4 separate regions of the Homo sapiens genome follow, and regions 1, 3 and 4 are each linked to region 2. Evidence: chromatin contacts called from ENCODE Hi-C or POLR2A ChIA-PET data. All regions are on one chromosome and are shown on one strand. The core of a region is the stretch at or near the end of the contact, and the rest is flanking DNA. Distances in the headings are between cores, read along the strand shown.

Evidence for each region. A loop is a pair of places that touch in the nucleus more often than their neighbours do. ChIA-PET counts read pairs that join two places held with the same protein, here RNA polymerase II (POLR2A). Pooled maps may share reads with other maps.
Region 1: a map with no recorded cell type shows a loop between it and region 2 (8-fold over the local background). The contact joins two enhancer-like sites. A Hi-C loop is called at or near these places in 2 of 37 single-sample maps with no recorded cell type and 8 of 50 pooled maps. POLR2A ChIA-PET finds 5 or more read pairs at or near these places in 4 of 52 experiments (Panc1, activated T-cell and activated naive CD4-positive, alpha-beta T cell).
Region 3: a loop to region 2 is called in a pooled map, with 5 times the contacts of the local background. The contact joins two enhancer-like sites. A Hi-C loop is called at or near these places in 4 of 50 pooled maps. POLR2A ChIA-PET finds 5 or more read pairs at or near these places in 2 of 52 experiments (HEK293 and activated CD4-positive, alpha-beta memory T cell).
Region 4: a pooled map shows a loop between it and region 2 (3-fold over the local background). The contact joins the promoter of SAE1 here to the enhancer-like site in region 2. A Hi-C loop is called at or near these places in 2 of 50 pooled maps. POLR2A ChIA-PET finds 5 or more read pairs at or near these places in 7 of 52 experiments (H1, HEK293T, HepG2 and 4 more).

The regions. Positions count from the first base shown.
Region 1 is chr19:47,185,177-47,188,039 of GRCh38, forward strand. All of the region lies in intron 6 of SAE1 (SUMO1 activating enzyme subunit 1), which reads left to right. Among named protein-coding and RNA genes, the nearest start is that of MIR3190, 40 kb to the right of the region's middle. RefSeq lists an enhancer at 1,577-1,846. Within about 2 kb of position 1,600, at least 9 of the 41 ENCODE cell types and tissues checked have a DNase peak (open chromatin) inside an H3K27ac peak, as active enhancers do.
Region 2 is chr19:46,953,791-46,956,839 of GRCh38, forward strand. The region is part of intron 3 of ARHGAP35 (Rho GTPase activating protein 35); the gene reads left to right. Among named protein-coding and RNA genes, the nearest start is that of NPAS1, 65 kb to the right of the region's middle. Within about 2 kb of position 1,386, at least 9 of the 41 ENCODE cell types and tissues checked have a DNase peak (open chromatin) inside an H3K27ac peak, as active enhancers do; they include PC-9, where a contact is called at or near this core.
Region 3 is chr19:47,093,845-47,096,686 of GRCh38, forward strand. ZC3H4 (zinc finger CCCH-type containing 4) reads right to left here. Exons shown (of 15, transcript NM_015168.2): 3 at 545-764; 4 at 126-236. Among named protein-coding and RNA genes, the nearest start is that of ZC3H4, 19 kb to the right of the region's middle. RefSeq lists enhancers at 428-537, 960-1,149, 1,420-1,469. Within about 2 kb of position 1,312, at least 32 of the 41 ENCODE cell types and tissues checked have a DNase peak (open chromatin) inside an H3K27ac peak, as active enhancers do.
Region 4 is chr19:47,129,470-47,132,169 of GRCh38, forward strand. SAE1 (SUMO1 activating enzyme subunit 1) reads left to right here and starts at 1,366. Exons shown (of 9, transcript NM_005500.3): 1 at 1,366-1,559. The coding sequence starts at 1,462. RefSeq lists enhancers at 1,140-1,754, 1,447-1,686.

The DNA of each region.
Region 1 (2,863 bases), core at 350-2,849, 230 kb after region 2:
TCTCTGTTTCAACATAGTTTTTTAATAGCCATGTAATATTCCATTCTGTCAATATGTCTTTATATGTGGTACAGACTGAGTGTCTAAATCCAAGAACCCAAAATCTGAATTTTTTTTTATTTTTCATTTTTATTTGTTTACTTATTTTTGAGACAGAGTCTTGCTCTGTCACCCAGGTTGGAGTGCGGTGGTGTGTCGGCTCACTGCGACCTCCACCTCCCAGGTTCAAGTGATTTTCCTGCCTCAGCTTCCCAAGTAGCTGGGATTACAGGTGCCCGCCACCATGCCTGGCTAATTTTTTGTATTTTTAGTGGACACGAGGTTTCACCGTGTTGGCCAGGCTGATCCTGAACTCCTGACCTCAAGTAATCCTCCCACCTCTGTCTACCAAAGTGCTGGGATTACAGGCTGAGCTACTGCGCCCAGCCTATTTTTGTTTTTTTGAGACAGAGTCTCACTGTGTCTCCCAGGCTAGAGTACAGTAGCCCCATCTCTGCTCACTGCAACCTCCGCCTCCTGGGTTCAAGTGATTCTCCTGCCTTAGTCTCCTGAGTACCTGGGATTACAGACGTGTGCCACCACACCCGGCTAATTTTTGTATTTTTAGTAGAGACAGGGTTTCACTATGTTGGCCAGCCTGATCTTGAACTACTGACCTCAAGTGATCCACCCATCTCAGCCTCCCAAAGTGCTGGGATTACAGGCATGAGCCACCGCACCAAGCCCCCAAAATCTGAAATGTTTTGAGTGCCGACATAACACTCAAAAAAATGCTTATTGGCCCCGGGCGTGGTGGCTCATGCCTGTAATCCCAGCACTTTGGGAGGCCTAGGTGGGTGGATCACCTGAGGTCAGGAGTTCAAGACCAGCCTGGCTAACATGGTGAAACCCCGTCTCTACTAAAAATACAAAAATTGACCAGGTGTAGTGGTGGGTGCCTGTAGTCCCAGCTACTAGGGAGGCTGAAGCAGGAGAATCACTTGAACCCAGGAGGCACAGCTTGCGGTGAGCCGAGATCCCGCCACTGCATTCCAGCCTGGGCAACAGAGAGAGACTCTGTCTCAAAAATAAAAATAAAAAAAAAATAATAAAAGCTCATTGGAGCATTTTGGATTTGGGATTCTTAGATTTGGGGTGCTCTATTGGTAAGTACAATGCAAATATTTCAAAATCTGAAAATACCCAAAATTCAAACACTTCTGCTCCCTGACATCCTGTGTAAACAACACTGCAGTGAACATTTATAGGTAATTCATTCAGCGGGTAAGGGTCAGGACCTTTTATAGGGATCCTTAATACCACATTTTTACATGGTTCATTGAGCATTCGTGCTCCCCTCTGCTGTGGGTGAGGGTGCAGGTCCCTCAGCCTTCTTGCTTGGGTTGAGTCATCCTGGTCTTTAATTTGGTAAGCAAAAAATGGCATCTTGTTTTTGAGCTCGTTTCTGAGAAAGTGCATGCTCCTTTTCCCCATCAACAACTTTCATCCGGCGCCTCGGAACCTCTTCAGTAGAGAGTGAGATGCAAATAGCGAGGCACAGCTTCTTTCCCTCTTCTGAGCTGATGCCTGGTGAGGTCATAGACTGGGTTTCATTGCAAAGACGAAAGCGTGGGCAGGACTTTTGGAGCACAAAAAGGGGCATTTCAGAGTAGTCTTCATGGGCGGCCACTCCAGAGGTGAAGTTTTCTAGAGAAAGACATGAAAGTACTGTGTGGCTGTGGCGACAGACAGAGGCTTACGAGCCTGCCCTCTAGAGACTGTGAGCTCCGCGTGTGAGGGCAAGGCCTGGGGCTGTCTGGGTCGCTTCTGGGTCCCCACCACAGCTAGCATAGGGTAGGGGTGGAGGGGGGGTGCTCAGGAAGTGATTTTTGAAGAGTGGATGACTGAATACATGCACACACATACTTTTAAGTTTCTGGGTTAAAGAGGAAAACAGAATGAGGTAAACAAAGGAAAGTAATGTGGAGGTGAACTGAGCAGATGGCAAGATGCCGTGAATGGTTAGAGGCCAGGAGAGCCAGAATCAGAGTGGCTTCCGTGAAGTGTCCCTACCTCCTCCCCCAGCCCAGCTATGTCACTCCTCTGAGCTTCACACCTATGGACTGTTCTGCACCCTAGCCCTCAGATGCAACGGTGAAAGTGGGACTCCTATTGGGTTTCCCTGTTGAGGACAGACATGGTGCCCTGTGTATCTGCTGCTGCTTTTTTCTTTTTTTCTTGCTGAGTATTCCATGTGTAGCATGTTTGTAACACTTGATAAGAAACAGAACCATCCCAGATAGCTTGAACACTTTTCAATTCAGTCAGTAACAGACCAGGTCTGCTTTGGATTTCCAGGAGCTTGTGTCACTTTATTTTTTTTCTGAGCCAGGGTCTCGCTTTGTCACCCAGCTGGAGTGCAGTGGTGCAATGTCAGCTCACCACAGCCTCTGCCTCCTGGGTTCAAGCAATTCTCGTACCTCAGCCTCCCAAGTAGCTGGGACTACAGGTGCCTGCCACAACACCCGGCTCATTTTTGTGTTTTTAGCAGAGACGGGGTTTCACCATGTTGGCCAGGCTGGTCTCAAACTCCTGACCTCAGTTGATCTGCTTGCCTTGGCCTCTCAAAGTGCTGGGATTACAGGCGTGAGCCACTGCACCCGGCCTCTGGATTGCCCGGCCTGTGTCACTTTGTCATGAGCCCTTCTCCCCTAGTTATCCTTTATTCTTCAAACAGGCTTCCTGTGTGACATATTTTTTGAGTGCCTGCTATGGGGCAAGCCCTGTGCCAGGTGTTCAGTATAGAGTAGTGACATCGCCTTTGCCCCACAGAGCATAAAAATCTAATGGAGGAGACAAGCCAGTCCTTGTGCTAGTTCATTTC
Region 2 (3,049 bases), core at 136-2,635:
GGGTCACTTCCCGTCCAACCCTGTCTTTCCAAGCCCATCTTCCTTCACACTGGACTCCTTAGCACCTTCACACGGTGTCGTGCCTCTGCGTCGTTGTTAAACACTGTTCCTGCTGCCTAATATGTTGTTTCCTCTCCCATCTAACACATTCCCATCCTTTCCGAAGCCTTCACACTCTAGACATGCCTCGATTATAGTAGCTGTCCCCTTGTGTTAGGGATACTGTTTCTGTCTGTCACTCCTTAGAAGAAGAGACAGGAGGGAGCTTGCTCTCCTCCCTCTGCCATGTGAGGACACGAGAAGGCAGCTGTCTGTATGTAAGCCAGCAGGAGGGCCCTGCCAGAAACCAAATAGGCTGGCCCCTCGATCTTGGACTTCCCAGCCCTCAGAACCATGAGAAAAAGAGAGCTATTGTTGAAGCCACCCAGTCTGTGGTATTTTGTTATGGCAACCCAAGCAGCTAAGACAGATGGCAAGGTGACCAACTCAGGCATCAGAACACCTGAGAGCCTTAAGGCAGGGGCCCCTTCTTTCCTGATTCATGTGTCCCCATGGGACCTGGCTCTCCAGAGTCCTCCATCAGGGATCTTTGTGTCCACATGACCAGAACACAGCAATTGGGTCAGCAGAAATGGGAATTGAGGCAACTGAAAGTCAGAAGGGCTGAGACAGGTGGACGAAGACGTGGACAAATGCCACTTGAGAGCCGTGGTCTGAAGAGATGAGCTCACGCCTTTGTGTAGTGCCCGGCTCCCAGGTGGTTTACTGTTTGAAATGTAAGCTGACTGGGTATCAGACAACTGAATCCCACTTTTTCAAACAAAGATGGTGCAAGGCCTTGTGATTTCACCCCAGTTTGCGTTCTTTCACTCTTGGCTGGCATCCTTTGGCTATTTAAATTCGTAGCCTCCCAACAGTTTTTAAAAAACAAACAAACTCACACAATTTATCTTTTCATGTAAGCTGCAATTTGGTTGAAACAAGACCTTTCTAGTACATAGTCCAAAGCTCCTGATAACTGAAACTACAATCAGTGTTTCTGTTCTGTGATCTGTTTTTTGTTTTAAAAGCCACAACAGAAAACCTTTTCTTCTGTTACGGCTGTCAGGAGCCGTTTGGGCTTAATCAATAATGAGGTGTTTCACTTCCTGGGGCTGGGCTATCTGTGGAGAGCACTTACTTCTCCGTAACCCATGAAGCCAGTGAAGGACCCTGAATCTGGGTAAATTCAAAATTCTTCTGAGCCTTGGATAGTCTTAGGCATAGTTCTGGCAGGGTCTGACTTGAAAAAGTAGGTTGTGTATTTATTATTGTCGTTTCAATATCACTAACACGAGGTGAAGAAGAAGAAGAAGGCAAAAGACCCAGCCTGAGCAGAACTCAATGTAACAGTCCTTGATTCTAAGCCGCCCCCGTCCATGTGATACAACTCCTAGCGGGGGAGGGATAGTGGGGCATTATATTAAGTATAGGTATTAATGATAAGTTCGTCTAGTTTGGAAAACTTTTAAATGGGCAGAGATGAACATAATCAGATGGCAAGGATGTGGTAGTAGCTGTTTGAATAACAATAATGATGAGGATAGCTAACATTGATAAGCATTATTTCATGTCACCCTCTCCGTGACAGACAGAGCCTGAGAGGAGTCGCCATTGCCCCCACACAGCCAGCCTTTCAGCAGCCTTCTTGGCAGCAGCTATGTCAGACCAACAGTACCTTCCTAATTTTAGCCTCACAAAATTCATTTATGTTTCATATATACCTTATTCACATAGCATGAAGGTAATTTCATACGATGTTTTTTGTTTTGTTTTGTGACAGGGTTTCTTTCCATCACCCGGGCTGGAGTGCAGTATTTCATACTTCCTGTATTTGTGGCAGGAAGCTTTATGCTTTATCATCAGAGTGATCTTTGAAGGGAAGGACTTACTCAGCATTTAAATAACACAAGCTAGATTACAGAGCAACCCTTTAAACCATTTAAGAAAAAAATGATTTCCTTTTTAAAAAATGGTAATTGCTGTATGATTGTCAAATTTTTCCTCTTGAAAGTATTTTTTAAGTAAAAATGAGCCTGCATACTACACCCATGTATGACCATCATATAACAAGACAGGGTAAATGCAGGTCACGCATCCCTAATCTGAAATCCAAAATGCCCCAAATCTGAACATTTTTCAGCACCAACATGATTCCCCACCTGACCCCATGTGGTCACAGTCAAAACTTTGTTTCATGCACGAGGCCAGGGCACAGTGGCTCATGCCTGTAATCTCAACACTTAGAGAGACCAGTGCGGGCAGATCACTTGAGCCCAGGAGTTTGAGACCAGCATGGGCAAGATGGAGAAACGCCATCTCTACTAAAAATACAAAAATTAGCCACGTGTGGTGGCGTGCACCTGTAGTCCCAGCTACTTGGGAGGCTAAGGTGAGAGAATCACTTGAGCCTGGGAGGCAGAGGCCACAGTAAGCTGAGATTGCACCATTGCACTGCAACCTGGGTGATAGAGCAAGACCCTGTCTCAAAAAAAAAATTTATGAAATTACCTTCTATGCTGTGTGTATAAGGTATATGTGAAACATAATAAATTTTGTGTTTAGGTTTGGGTCCCATCCCCAAGATATCTTTTTTTTTTTTTTTTTGGAGAGGGAGTCTCACTCTGTCACCCAGGCTGGAGTGCAATGGCACGGTCTCAGCTCATTGCAACCTCCGCCTCCCATGTTCAAGCAATTCTCCTGCCTCGGCCTCCCAAAGTGCTGGGATTACAGGCGTGAGCAACCACACCCAACCGCATCCTCAAGATACCTCATTACTTATATGCAAATATTCCAAATTCTGAAACACTTCTGGTCCCAACTATTTTGGTTGAGGGCTGCTCAGACTGTAATACATCAGTGTGATTAAGAGCAGCCACATGGAGTCAGTCTCTTTGGATGCCAGGCCTAGCTCTGCTACCCAGTAGCTGTGTGATCTGGGGCAAGTGACTTACCCTGTCTAAGCCTCAGTTTCCTCATCTGTTAAACAGGCATGATGATGATAAGCAGT
Region 3 (2,842 bases), core at 62-2,561, 140 kb after region 2:
TTAATACCTGATGGCCCAGGACTGAAACTCACAAAAAATGCCCAGAACACAGCAAGTGCTCAAGAAACACAAGCAGTTGAACTCCTCCCGGCCCCAGAGCTCAGCAGTGCATGCCAGTCACTCACCGGCGCATATGGGGGGCTGTACTCTCTGTACTTGCGGTGACCTTTCTCACTGGGGCTGAAATCCGAGTCATCTGAGAAGTCAGAGAAGTCATCGCTAGAAGAAGCATGGCGCTGTAATGACAGGGGAAGGAGACTCAGCAACCTGCCACAGGCAGGCCACTCGGGCACAGTCAGCCTCAGGACAAACTATGCTGGCATGTGCCGCAGGGCTCTGCGCTTCACCTGAAACACCTCACCTGGGGCACTTAGTGGCAATGAAGCATAAGCTACCAACTCTTTTAAAAAAGGTCTTTATCCAATTTGAGATAAGCAAAGGCATTAAGAGTGCCCTCTGGGGTGGACAGCAAAAGCTCAGCCCCTGGGGCTCTCAGCCAGGCCCAATGCCAGGCAGTGGCAGTCCCAGGGGATCTCCGACCTACTTTGTGCTTGGATTTCCTCCTCTTCTTCGACCTCCTTTTCTCTTTCTCCCGCTCTTTCTTCCGTTTCCGCTTCAGTCTCCTGTGGGACTTCTCCTCATCCGAATCACTGTGATGCTTCTCCCCCTTTTCTTTCCGGCTTCTCTCAGGCCCTCCGGAGGTATCCTGGGTCTCCTCTGCCCCATCATCTTCCAATTCACCTTCTTCCAACTCTCCATCTTCCCTACAAACAAACCCCAATCCCACCATGAACACAGGGTTTGAGAGGAGACCTCCTAGGGCTCTGGGCTGGCCAAGGCTGACAGGAACCGAAGGCCTGACTGCTGTGAGCGAAGTGAGACCCTGGGAGGACATGGGGGCCATGGCCTCTTGTTCCATCCCTTATCCTCCCCCTGAAAGAACTGTGCTTGCTCCAGTCTAACCTGGCTGGGGGAGGGGTAGGAGTTTAAGGGCATTACCACTAACACCGGGACACATCTACGCCAGATTTCCCAACAGAACTAGTGTTCTTAGAAGAAGAAACCGACAAGGTGCTGTGGTCACATAAGCAGGAAGAGCCCCATCTTGGGGATTCATAATGCTTAACGCTGCACAACTTCCAGGAAGCCCCATAGTCCAGAAACCCACACAGCTCTGCTGTGAAGCACTTGGGGCACTTCTAAACCTTGCTTGACCACAGAAGTCTCTCTCCCAGGGAGCACAGACCCACATCCCCTCCCTCCCAGGCCCAGGATTGCCTGCTGGGCCCCGGGCCCCAGTGAGCTGGGCGTCAGTGCCACCTGAGGCTGAGGGCGGTGGCTGTGCACCGTGGAGAGGGCCTTGGTTCTGAACCAGGGGTGGCCCCAAGCTACCTGGGACCCACCCACAGGCAGGCCTGGGCTGTGGCCTGAGAACCCTCCAAGTACTTTATTACAAAAGCCCCATGAGAACCGCTGGAAACAGGCTCAGAGTCCCAGGTCACAAGGTCTGACCCACCCTCGTCAGTCCCACACCTCTAGGCCGGAGGCAAGCAAACACTGAGCAGCTGGAGGAGGGGGGACGGATCCCAGGCCCCTCCTGAGGGCCTCACATGATACCGGCCCTGCTTTCTCTCCCTCCTCTGACTCACCTCCAGATAGTGGAACCCCTTCTGGCTCCCCATCCTACACTCTTCCAATTCCCCCGTGTCACCCCAATCTCCAGGACTTTAAAAGTGCTCTCCAAACATGACAGACACTGCCCAGTGGACATTCTGCATATGTAAATATCTATGGGGTGGGGTAGGAGTGAGGAAGAAATTGGGTTCAGGAGGGGGAGGCTGGAAAAAGAATCCAGTTTTTGAGCCAAACCCACAGACACAGTGTTCACAAGTACAGGAGTTGGTAAAGGAAAAAAACAATCTTTTTGAATAATTTTAAAAAGCTCCCAAAGTTCCCCATGAATGACCACAAAAAGGCTTGCGTGAGAGCATCCAACTCCTTCCGTCTCAATTAACTAGGACACAAAGAGAAGTGATGTAAGGAGGAAACATCACGAGCCCAGGCCCCAAAAGGTTAGCCACAAATGGAGCTATCTCTGCGGAAAGGCCCGCAGCTGCCCAAGCGGGAGCCAATGTATTAGGCGTGCTTGCCTGAAGGTTCCAGGGCATGTGGCAGACTCCTCCTCCCAGGACCCTCCACTGTCCTTTCGCTTATGTCCCTCCCTTTGTCTGCCTTGGGGCTGCTACCCAAACATCAAGGAGCGCCTCAAGAGCAGCTTTTTCTATGAACTCTCACTCCCAGTTCAAAGGGGATGGGTTCTATTTCAAACCCAAGTGGCCCAGCCCCACAGATACCCCTGGGCAGAGGTCAAGGGCAACTCTCAAAACAGAATGCAGGACACAAAACTCTTTCTGCTGCTTCAAAGTCAACAACACAGGTGACCTGACCCATGTGCACCTTGTGTTGCTTCCCCGACTAGCAAACTTGGAATGGGGCGGGGGTGCAGGCTGCAGTCCTGACAAGGGAGGTGCCTTCCCGCTGGGGTGCGGCCCACAGAAACCAGGCGTGGAGCAAAGTCCTCACTGGACACCTCACCCACACCGAAAAGGGCCACATGACTGGGAAAACTGGTTTTGTCCCAAGGGAGAAGCTGTTACTCAGTGACATGGCAAACTGCCCGCCGCCAGGAGCTGTGCAGACACTGGGAGGTGGCACCCTGATGGGAATACTGGGGGCAGGCCAGGGCCACACCTCAAGAGAAAGGGAGAGACGGACAGACTGAGCGGGAGAAGGCCCGGGACAGACTGGAGGTATACATGCTGGGGTTCCATAAAGAAAAGCT
Region 4 (2,700 bases), core at 116-2,615, 180 kb after region 2:
TATTAGTAGAGATGGGGGTTTCACCATCTTGGCCGGGCTGGTCTCGAACTCCTGACTTCGTGATCTGCCCTCCCTGGCGTCCCAAAGTGCTGGGATTACAGGCATGAGCCACTGTGCCCTGCCAAAAAGCCTATGATTCTAACATCAGAAATCCTTCCACCTCAGCCTCCCACGTAGCTGGGACTATAGACTCAGTACCACCACACCAAGCTAATTTTTGTATTTTTAATAGAGATAGCGTTTCCCTATATTGACCACCTGGGGCCATCCCTGGTTTTTTTTTTTTTTCCCTTCCTTCCTTCCTTTCCCTCTCTCTTTCCCTCCCTCCTTCCTTCCTTTCTTTCTTTCTTTCTTTTTTTTTTTTTTTTACAGAGTCTTGCTCTGTTACCCAGGTTGGAGTGCAGAGGCATGATCTTGGCTTACTACAACCTCCGCCTCCCGGATTCAAGCAATTATCCTACCTCAGCCTTCCAAGTAGCTGGGACTACAAGTGTGAGCCACCATGCCCTGCTAATTTTTTTATTTTTACTAAAGACGGGATTTCACCACATTAGCCAGGCTGGTCTCCAACTCCTGATTTAAAGTAATCTGCCTGCCTTGGCCTTCCGAAGTGCTGAGATTACAGGTGCGAGTCACCGTGCCTGGCCTATTCCTGTTTTCTTAACGCTCCTCTCTCCCACTGGGCCGTGACTGCCTCTAAGGCAGAGATGTGTTCATTTTTATTATTATTGTATGTCCAGGGCTGGGCACAAAGTGCAACACATAGTAGGGACATGAAAGGCTGGGCACAGTGGCTCATGGTTGTAATCCCAGCACTTTGGGAGGCAGAGGCGGGAGGATGGCTTGAGGCCAGGAGTTGGAGACCAGCCTAGGCAACAGAGGGACCCCATCTCTATGAAAAAAAAAAAAAAAAATTGACAGTTCAATGTCACCTCTGATAAGCCTTCCCTGACCACCCCTGTTACTCTGTAGCCCCATGTCCTGCTTTATTTTTCTCCAAAGCATTTATCATCGCTGGGTTTATATTTATTTCTCTTCGGGCTTTTCTCACTGGATCGTAAACTCCATGAGGACAGGGCTTTGTCGATTTCACTCAATACCGTTATTTTACAACATCCCTATTGCTGGGATCTCAGTATGCACTCCTTAAATATTTGCAGAATTTAAGTGCCACATAAGTGACCACGTGGGCAACGCCCTCGGGGCCTTAAGCCGCGCCATTTTTGGGGCTAGGATTGGTTGGACCCTCCGTCACGTGACATGCAGTCGCCGGATCGCCTTTGAGTCTCGTGAGGTACTTTTGGTCCCAGGCTCCGCGGACGAGGTACTGCGCAGGCGTGGGAGGGTCTGCGCATGCGCAGAAGCACTCCGGGCGTGCTGCCGGCGGCGGTAGGTGGCGCGCGGGTCCGGCGGGCGGTTGGCTTGAGCGGGACCGGAGCTGAGGCAGGAAGAGCCGGCGCCATGGTGGAGAAGGAGGAGGCTGGCGGCGGCATTAGCGAGGAGGAGGCGGCACAGTATGACCGGCAGATCCGCCTGTGGGGACTGGAGGCCCAGAAACGGTCAGGGCCGGCGCGGCTTGAGGCCGCTAGGGTCTGGAGGGGGCGTCTATTCTGAGGCGTTTGCGGCCCGGAAGGAGCGGGAAGGTGTGATTTGAAGGGAGGAGGCGGGAATTCTGTGCTCTGGGATCGTCTCTCTCTTGGGGGGACTGGAGGAGTTGATTGGGGATGTTTCTGGAAGGTCTGGGAAGTGGTTGGGAGGGCCGTTCCGAAGGATGGGAGCTCTGAAGGGGGCGTTGGGGAGTCCTGAGAGAGCGGGAGAATTCAAACTCAGGAAATCCGAGGCCCGAAAGCGGTGATTGTGGGGTTTGATCGCGGTTAGGGGATAAGAGGGGCTGGGGATACGTGGAAAGGGTGAGGTGAGGGACGCAGTTCATTCATTCGAGGGTATGGGACCTGGTTCCGTGCTGCACACAGGGGAGACTGGACTGGCCAACCGGACAGACGGGAGCTTACACTCTTGTGGGAGCTCACGGGCGGGCCAGTCTGAGAGAATGCGGGTTTTGAGGAGTTTTGGAGCAAGTTATCTCAAATGGGAATCTTGAGAGGCTCGGAGAGGCTGGAGGGGGACGGCCGTAGGCTCCCGAAAAGGTTGCTTGTGTTTGGTATGGGGCTGTGTCTTGATAGGACAGGAGACGTAGTTTGGGCATTGTGGAGTAGCTTAGGGAATTCTTTTTTTTTTTTTTTTTTTTTTTGAGATAGTCTCTCTCTGTCGCCCAGGCTGGAGGGCAGTGGCGCGATCTCGGCTCACTGCAACCTCTGCCTCCCGGATTCAAGCGATTCTCCTAACTCAGCCTCCCGAGTAGCTGGGATTATAGGGGCCCGCCAGCACGCCCGGCTAATTTTTGTATTTTTAGTAGACACGGGGTTTCGCCATATTGACGAGACTGGTCTCGATCTCCTTACCTCAAGTGATCCACCCGCCTCGGCCTCCTGAAGTGCTGGGATTACAGGAGTGAGCCACCGCGCCAGGACGTCTTTTGTTTTGTGCAGTTGGGTGACCTCGGTTCACTGCAGCCTCTGGCCTCCCGGGTTCAAGACTTCCTCTCACCTCAGTCTTCTGAGTAGCTGGGATTACAGGCTCGCGCCACCATGCCTGGCTAATTTTTGTATTTTTAGTAGACATGGGTTTTCACCATGTTGG